Regions from separate parts of the Homo sapiens genome. Here region 1 is linked to region 2. Evidence: read pairs that join two places in POLR2A ChIA-PET (ENCODE). Cell type or tissue: IMR-90. All regions are shown on one strand. Each heading gives the region's core, and the rest is flanking DNA. Links, peaks and the distances in the headings are about the cores only.

Evidence for each region. ChIA-PET counts read pairs that join two places held together with the same protein. Peaks named below come from ENCODE experiments on the same cell type or tissue, not always from the same donor. Only the 100,000 strongest peaks of a DNase experiment are listed, where the experiment ranks them.
Region 1: POLR2A ChIA-PET joins it to region 2 with 7 read pairs; 2 of 35 experiments call an interaction of 5 or more read pairs at or near these places.

What each region holds. Positions count from the first base shown.
Region 1 is chr21:29,448,440-29,452,841 of GRCh38, forward strand. All of the region lies in intron 1 of LOC107985486 (a long non-coding RNA gene), which reads left to right. Among named protein-coding and RNA genes, the nearest start is that of BACH1-IT3, 45 kb to the right of the region's middle. In IMR-90, for the core only: no CTCF peak of the experiment used is centred there; no DNase peak of the experiment used is centred there.
Region 2 is chr21:29,097,905-29,102,306 of GRCh38, forward strand. It overlaps a transcript of MAP3K7CL not described here. Among named protein-coding and RNA genes, the nearest start is that of CCT8, 26 kb to the left of the region's middle. RefSeq lists enhancers at 2,064-2,358, 2,186-2,235. In IMR-90, for the core only: no CTCF peak of the experiment used is centred there; a DNase peak (open chromatin) is centred at 1,777.

The DNA of each region.
Region 1 (4,402 bases), core at 268-4,267, 350 kb after region 2:
GTGCTGGGATTACAGGCGTGAGCCACCGCGCCTGGCCTCATGGATGTTTTTATTCCTTCGTTTCTTCTATGTTCAATAATGTCTACCTGATGCTATGTGAACAACCTCTCTTGGCTGGAGATAATTCTCTTGGGGGAACCATTTTTTTTCCCTTAGAGATTAATAGACATTATTCCATCATCACCTGGCATTCATTGGTATGGTGAATAAATCTACGGCCAGCATGATTTTTTTTCTTTTTGTGAGTGATGTGCATTATTTGTCTGGATGACTGTGTAATTGTTTATTCTTGATGTTACTTAGTCTACTAGATGGTTCTTGGTGTTGAAAATCCCCTATAACACTTGATATGTTCAATTATGATATGAGCTTTTGTTCAGGCTCATTGGTTGCTCTTTGAATTTTGGGATATATGTATATATATATCGTATTGTATAATACGATATATATATTGTATTACAACTTACAACATATTTTTTCAGTTTCACTTGTTGATTATCTCACGGGCACCAATTCTTCTTTGGCTATATCATCTTTGTCCTCCATGTAACTTAGTTCCTTTCTAATTGTTTAGATGTCTTTGTTTTTTAAATTTGCATTCATTATTTTTATGTTCAATTTTCCACATGTTAGTAGCTTGCTCTTTAGCAATGTCTATTCAGTTCCTTGCTAGTTCTAATACGTTTTTTAGTTCAGAAATGATGTTGATTTGAGCATCAATTTATTGCCTCAGCTAGGCAATTTCTCTTTTCATCTTATTCTATCCTTTTACCATCTTACCGTATTCATTTAATAATTACGTTGTTTCATAGCATAACACAGTGGTAGAGCACTTTCCCTCGTTCATTGAGTAATTTTTCCTTCTAGCATTGGTTCTTTGTCTTTTTGACATTCTGCTCCCTTTTCTACTCCCACCCTTTTGGCTGTCACATGTTTGCATTGTTGCCGTGCTATTTTTTTTCTTCTTGCTTATGACTTGGCAGTCCTGTGCTGATGTTCCATTTGATCTGGTATAGAGCTGGGTGATTTCTTAACCCTCTTCCTGTCATATGAGAGTTTGTTTTCCTCTGTAAGCTACAGTTTGATAGTTAAGTCTTTTGCTTCTACCCATTTTTGAGTCGCCTAAGGAGAAAATAGAGGATACGAAGAAAGGTCGGCTGAGGAGCTCTCTTTTAGGATATTTAGGATCTTTTGTGCCTTTGAGGTTTTTTGTCACATACGTGTTCTGTAACACTTGGCTAGGAATCATATATTTTATTTCCGCTTGGAGGCAGGAAGGGCCTTGAGCTTTAGCTTGTTCTTCAGTTGTACTTCAATACAGGATGTAGGTCTGTAGTTTCCATTTTCATCAGAGAGAGTTATGTACATTGTCTGCTTTCTCCATTTAACCTGCCTCACCCCAGGAACCACTCCATCATTCTTCTGTTAAGAGAGAAAATGATACAGATATATGTTCAGTCTGCTTCTGTTCAGGTTGAGGGTATTAACAACAAATTTCAGAACTTTGTAACCTCAGTGACACTCCTTCTGGGATAAGCTGAGGTCCACTAGGAGGGAACTGGTTTGGATGCCAGCTGTACTGCACCCCTCCCCTCCACTGAAGAATGCCCCCTCCCCTGCAACTTTCCTTCCACGATTTCGTTTAATTATTTTTCCTTCTGTAGGTTGCTGTAGCTCTTCTTTGCTCACTTGCTAAGTGTCAGGGGAGGCAAGTTCTGTGTTGCACTTTAAATTTATTATGTTCATTCAGAAACCCTGCTAAACACCTTAATAGCAATGCTGGGAGGAGAATATTAGCATGCCCAGGCAGCAAAGGAACAACAAAGCCCAGGGTTGTTAAGCGATGTGCTTATGGCCGCATAAATTAGTATGTGGAAGATTCAGAAAGCAGGCCCATTTTTTTCCATTCCAGACCATAGCTTTTTTTTTTTTTTTTTTTTTTGAGACTGAATCTCAGTCACCCAGGCTGGAGTGTGCAGTGGTGCGATCTTGGCTCACTGCAACCTCTGCCTCCCGGGTTCAAGTGATTTTTGTGCCTCAGCCTCCTGAGTAGCAGGAATTACAGGAGCCTGCCACCACGCCCTGCTCAGTTTTGTAATTTTAGTAAAGATGGGGTTTCACTATGTTGGCCAGGCTGGTCTTGAACTCCTGACCTCAAATGATCCCCCCAACTCAGCCACCCAAAGTTCTGGGATTACAGGCGTGAGCCACTGCGCCCAACCCAGACCATAGCTTTTTGTATTACAGTCCCAAATACAAGTTAATTATTTCATCAATTAAACAAAAATATACACATATATATTATATAATGTATATACATATATATACATATGTATATATTATATTGTATATATGTATATATAAACATTATATATATATGTATTTATACGTATATTTTATATATACATATGTGTGTGTGTGTGTATGTATAGTTCTACAGTCCTTGACGTATTTTGAAAATTCCAAAATTGGCTGGGTGCGGTGGCTCACATCTGTAATCCCAGCACTTTGGGAGGTTGAGGCATGCTGATCATCTGAGGCCGGGAGTTTGAGACTAGGCTGACCAACATGGAGAAACCCTGTGTCTACTAAAAATACAAAATTGCCTGGGTGTGGTGGCGCATGCCTGTAATCCCAGCTACTTGGGAGGCTGAGGCAGGACAATCATTTGAACTCAGGAGGCGGAGATTGTGATGAACCAAGATCATACCATTGCACTCCAGCCTGGGCAACAAGAGCGAAACTCCGTCTCAGAAAAAAAAAAAAGAAAATTCCAAAATGAAGGGTTATTTGGGAAAAATCTATAAGCTTACCTTTGTTCAATAGACACATTCATGAACAGCTGTGTGTAAAGTTATGTCTAGATAGAACAATATTTAAAATGCATAATTGTGTACACTATTTTAAATAACCCTGGATAAGATATTCCAAAATTTAAGGAAAATTGTAGTAATTTGATTTTTTAAATATACACATTTTAGTTTTGTGTGTGTGCATGTTTAGAGTGAAGCACACTCATATAGGAAGTTATTGGCTGAGCATGGTGGCTCATGCCTGTAATCCCAGCACTTTGGGAGGCTGAGGCTGGTGGATCATGAGGTCAGGAGTTCGAGACCAGCCTGGTCAACCTGGTGAAACCTCCCTCTCTACTAAAAATACAAAAATTAGCTGGGTATGGTGGCACACGCCTGTAATCCAAACTTACTCGGGACACTGAGTCAGGAGAATCACTTGAACTTGGGAGGTGAAGGTTGCAGTGAGCCAAGATCATGCCACTGCACTCTAGCCTGGGCGACAGAGTGAGACTCCATCTCGAAAAAAAAAAAAGAAGCTGTCAATATCAAGAGGCTTTGTAAAACCTCCTTTGAAGGCATTTAAATGAGAATTTTTTTTTTTTTTTTTGAGACAGGGTCTCATTCTGTCGCCCAGGCTGGAGTGCAGTGGTGCAATCTCGGCTCACTGGAGCCTATACCTCCCGGGTTCAAGTGATTCTCTTGCCTCAGCCTCCCGAGTAGCTGGGGCTACAGGTATGCACCACCACGCCTGGCTAAGTTTTGTATTTTCAGTAGAGACGGGGTTTCACCATGTTGGCCAGGCTGGTCTTGAACTCCTGACCTCAAGTGATCCGCCCTCCTCAGCCTCCCAAAGTACTGGGATGACAGGCGTGAGCCACCGCACCTGTCCTGTTTTTCATTTTTATTTTTTTACCTAAGCTAGGACGTTTTGTTTTTGTTTATTTTGATCTGTACTTGCTGTCCCTGGGTATAATGTGTAGAGGGTTCTGTGTTAGGGCCTGAGTCTTATTTGTATACTCATCGCTCCAATTTTCTGATTCAGTGGTTCTTATCCTACCCTGTACACAAATATTATCTAGGATGTTTGTTAAAATATAGCTGGGACCCAATTAGAAATTCTGACTCAAAAGTATTGGGGTAGGACTTAGGAGTCTGCATTTTAACAAGATCTCTAGTTCCTTTTAAGGAAGATAGTCCATTGACTACAATTTTAGAAACACTGCTTTAGATCATTTAATAGTTGAGATTTGGTGTATCAAGGGGCATTTCCCCAGCTTGGTTATCAGAGATGGAAGTATTCCTCATGTCTCACAATAGCCCTAAAGGATAGAACACCTGATATAAAATGGTGCTCTTAGTCACATAGAAAAGAATGTGGAATTTAAGATAGTAATGTTAGGGGTAGACATTTGAATAAATAATTTTTGCCTAATTAGCTTTCAATGGTTAGCTTATGACAGAAAATGTGCAAAGGCAGATATTAGAATTTTACAATCCTTCTGATTGAAAATAGTAATTTTTTATTTTTTTTTCTGTTCTATTTAGACCTTTAATGGCCTGGGTGATATCCACCTACCTCGGTGAGGACAGTTTTTTTTACTCAGTTT
Region 2 (4,402 bases), core at 94-4,093:
AACTGTACATTCTATAAACTGTTGTGTCTGTATAATTTGAAGGAATTATAGGGAAAAAATCTAGGTTGTATATTACCTAGATTTGCGCTAATATGATAGCTATATAACTTTGAATTAATTATAATTAAATAAAATAAAAAATTTAGTTTCTTGGTCATGCTAGCCATACTTCAAGTGCCAAGAGGCACATGAGGCTCATGTCTACCATACTGGACAATAACCATCTAGGACATTTCCATTATCACAAAAAGTTCTGTTGGAGAGCACCAGTCTACACAGCACCAGCAAGTCAGTTCCCTTTCTTTGGAATGAAATAAGCTAAATAAAATTTTTAAGAGGGATTTTTCTCTCCGTGTGCTCCACAGTAAGCACTGTCAACTCTATGTTTAAGATGCATCCCAAATCTACCCACTTCTCTTTTTTTCTACTGTTACTCTCTGAGCCTGAGCCATTTTTATCTCCCATCTGGACAACTTCAATAGTCTCCTGACTCACCCCTCTATTTCCATTCTTTCAATTTATATATGGTCTCCATGGAGCAGCTGGAATGATTTTTAAAAAACACGTACTGGTTTTAAATTTCTTGAGAAAAAAAGGAATGTGAAAGAAGGACACAATATTTTCTGAATTTCCATTACTTGTGCCACTGTGCACCGTTCTTTCAAAGAAGCGATCTTCTTTAATCTTTACAATAATAAAGGAAAAGGGAGGTATTATAATTCCTTTTTGCAAAGGCGGAAATTAGGACTCAGAGAGGGCAAATAACTAGCTTGTGTTCACCTAGCTAGTAAGTGGCAAACCCTTTGAAGAAATGAATGGATGATTTAAACAGCCAAGTCCTAAGCTTTCTACTAGACTACCTCGCCAAACATTATTAAGCACTGAAGGAGATTTGTTACTGGGCTTCTTCCTTTTGAGGAAGAGAGAAATTCTTTGTATCTTTCTCTACCTTATCTGCTCATTTATCTGGACTTTGCCTCCTCAGTTATGAGTATAGCAGTCCCCTCAGGGTGAAGTTGAAGGTCTCTATTCTTTTAATTCTCAAAGATGCCAAAGTGGCAGGTACAGTTTTGACCCCATATGGAAAGGGTCTCCTCCCAACCAAGTTGGGCTTGCTCTTCCACGGTTTAGGGCAGTGGTTCACTCATTTTTAGGTCTGAGGCACAGTTTAAAATACTAGCTTTCTTTTCTTTTCTTTTCTTTTTGAGACAGGGCCTGCTCTTTCCCCCAGGCTGGAGTTCAGTGGTGTAATCATGGCTCACGGCAGCTTTGACTTTCTGGGCTCAAGCAATCCTCCCACCCCAGCTTCCCAAGTAGCTGGGACTACATGTGTACACCACTGTACCCAGCTAATTGATTTTTTTTTTTTTTTTTTTTTTTTGTAGAGACGGGATCTTGCCATGTTGCCCAAGCTGATCTTGAACTTCCGGGTTCAAGCCATTTTCCTGCCTTGGTCTCCCAAAGTGCTGAGATTACAGGCATGAGCCACTGCGCCCAGCTAAAATACTAGTTTTTGAAGGCATTTAAAGGAGTTGAAAGATTCAAAACAGCTCACACACAAAAAGCCAGTATAATAACAACAAATTATAATAAAATAAAACATCTCAATATATATAAGTACAGCCATGGTTATCATGGTTGTTATTACGCCCTTCCCCTGCTTTGTTCCACATGTTCCATCTGCCTAGCCTCACTGTATTTAAGAGTCTGTGTACTGAGTTGTAGCAAAAGTATGTTGTATTCCTTTTATTATCTTTATTGCAGCTGGAAGGATCTCTGTGAAGATATTGCAACATAACAGTTGGTCAGAGCAGGTTAGAAACCTCTTCTTCCTTTCCTCTTAAGAAACAGATCTCTATCTTCCTGTGACAGACTAATTTAAAAAAAACAAAAAAGGGGCCGGGCGCAGTGGCTCACGCCTGTAATCCCAGCACTTTGGGAGGCCGAGGCGGGCGGATCACGAGGTCAGGAGATCGACACCATCCTGGCTAACACGGTGAAACCCCGTCTCTACTAAAAATACAAAAAATTAGCCGGGCGTGGTGGCGGGCGCCTGTAGTCCCAGCTACTCGGGAGGCTGAGGCAGGAGAATGGCGTGAACCTGGGAGGCGGAGCTTGCAGTGAGCCGAGATCACGCCACCTCACTCTAGCCTGGGCGACAGAGCGAGACTCCGTCTTTAAAAAAAAAAAAAAAAAAAAAGGAAATGGATCTCCTCCTCCCACCTTTGTCCTCTGAGCGGCAGCCCGAATGAATAGGAAGCTGTCAGCATCAGCCACGTATGCCCTGGAGAGTCACAAGCCTCACTGGTTTTCGGCATGGCTGCCTTTCTTCATCTCAATTGAGTAATCTTCAAACCCTTGTTTCCCCACTCCACATTTCTTAGTATAAATATCATTTCAGTTCGCTTCTTGGGCTACGGATAAAGCAGAGGAGGGGTATGAAATTTTAGAAAAATAGAGATGAATACTTTGTTTCAGTCCTTAATTTTACTGATGAGGAAACTGACTACTAAGAGGTTGCAGTAACTTTCCCAAAGTCATACAGCTAGTTAGAGTGTGGATTTCAGAGCCACACTGGATTTAACTTCCAGTGCTGTCATTTACTAGCTGTTTTGAGTTTGGGAAAGTCATGTAAATATTCTGAGTCTCCGTTTTCTCTGTAAAATGAAGATGATAATAGTTAGATCACAGAGTTGTTGGTTATTGCAAACTATTACGCATCACCTGGAAAAGTGTAGTAGTTATCTATTACGGTGTTACAGATAACCCCAACATTAGCAGCTTAAAACAGCAAACTTTTTTTTTTTTTTTTTTTTTTTTTTTGAGATGGAGTCTCTCACTCTTGTCACCCAGGCTGGAGTGCAATGGCACGATCTCGGCTCACTGCAAGCTCCACCTCCTGGGTTCCCACCATTCTCCTGCCTCAGCCTCCCGAGTAGCTGGGACTACAGGTGCCCGCCACCACACCTGGCTAATTTTTTGTATTTTTAGTAGAGACAGGGTTTCACCGGGTTAGCCAGGATGGTGTCGATCTCCTGACCTCGTGATCCGCCCGCCTCGGCCTCCCAAAGTGCTGGGATTACAGGCATGAGCCACTGCGCCCGGTCCCTCTTTTTTTTTTTTTTTAATTAGTCTGTCACAGGAAGATGGAGGTCTGTGGATCTGGGATTACAGGCATGAGCTACCGCGCGTGGCCGCAAACATTTTTTATCTTACGATTTCTGTGGGTCAGCAATCTGGGTGTGGCTTCGCTGGATACCTCAGGCTCAGCATCTACTACAAAGCTGCATGATAGGTCATGCAAAATGCCATTTACATGGGTGTGAAAAGCAGGAAGTGGAATCATTGGAGACCATTTTCCAGGCTGTCTAGCACAGAGTATCTGCTTCATAATGATTGATTTGGGATTAGATACTGGGTCAAGTAATAATGTCACCCACACAGATTATTGGATCAATGTTCACCTGAAGGCTTTGTTCTCAGCCTGGTCTTGTTTAACATGTTTGTTTTGTTTTGTTTTTTTGAGACGGAGTCTCGCTCTGTCACCCAGGCTGGTGTGCAGTGGCGCCATCTCTGCTCACTGCAAGCTCCACCTCCCGGATTCAGCCATTCTCCTGCCTCGGCCTCCTGAGTAGTTGGGACTACAGGCGCCCGCCACCATGCCCAGCTAATTTTTTGTATTTTTAGTAGAGACGTGGTTTCACTGTGTTAGCCAGGATGGTCTCGATCTCCTGACCTCATGATCCACCTGCCTTGGCCTCCCGAAGTGCTGGGATTACAGGCTTCAGGCACCGTGCCCGGCCACATTTAACATTTTTATCAGTGACTTAGATGATGATATAAAACAATAGTATCTAATTTTTCTTGATTATGTGTCAGTAAAAACTTGTAAGTGTTCACTTCAAATATATATATTTATTTATAAGTTAACACATGTGCCAGTGTTAATCTATTAACTAATAGTGACTTACTTTCATTCATTCTTTAGATTTAAAAAGTTACAAATAGAAGTTCCATTATTTTTTCACCTGAATCCCAAAGGATTCTTATGTACTCTCTGGGTGTGCAAAACCCACCAACAGAGAAAGTGACTGAGAGATGGAGAATGTGGTGGATGTCACAGTCAGGATCTAAAGAAAGTACCAAGATTGGGGCTAAATCATGTAAACAATCAACATCCCAGGGGCACTGCTGGCACATGAATCACATTGTGGGGATCCTTGCAGAGGTGCCCTCTTTGAGCAGAAGAAAGACAAAGATTATCTCCTTCTTTAGGGAACAGAGTGTGGCGAACTGAGTCCAGGTTGGATTTCAGTCACTTCTCATCTGTGCCTCTTCTTGTGCAGTGCACAAAAGGTACAACAATCCATGGAGACCTGTGGCTTTCCATTAACAAAGAGGC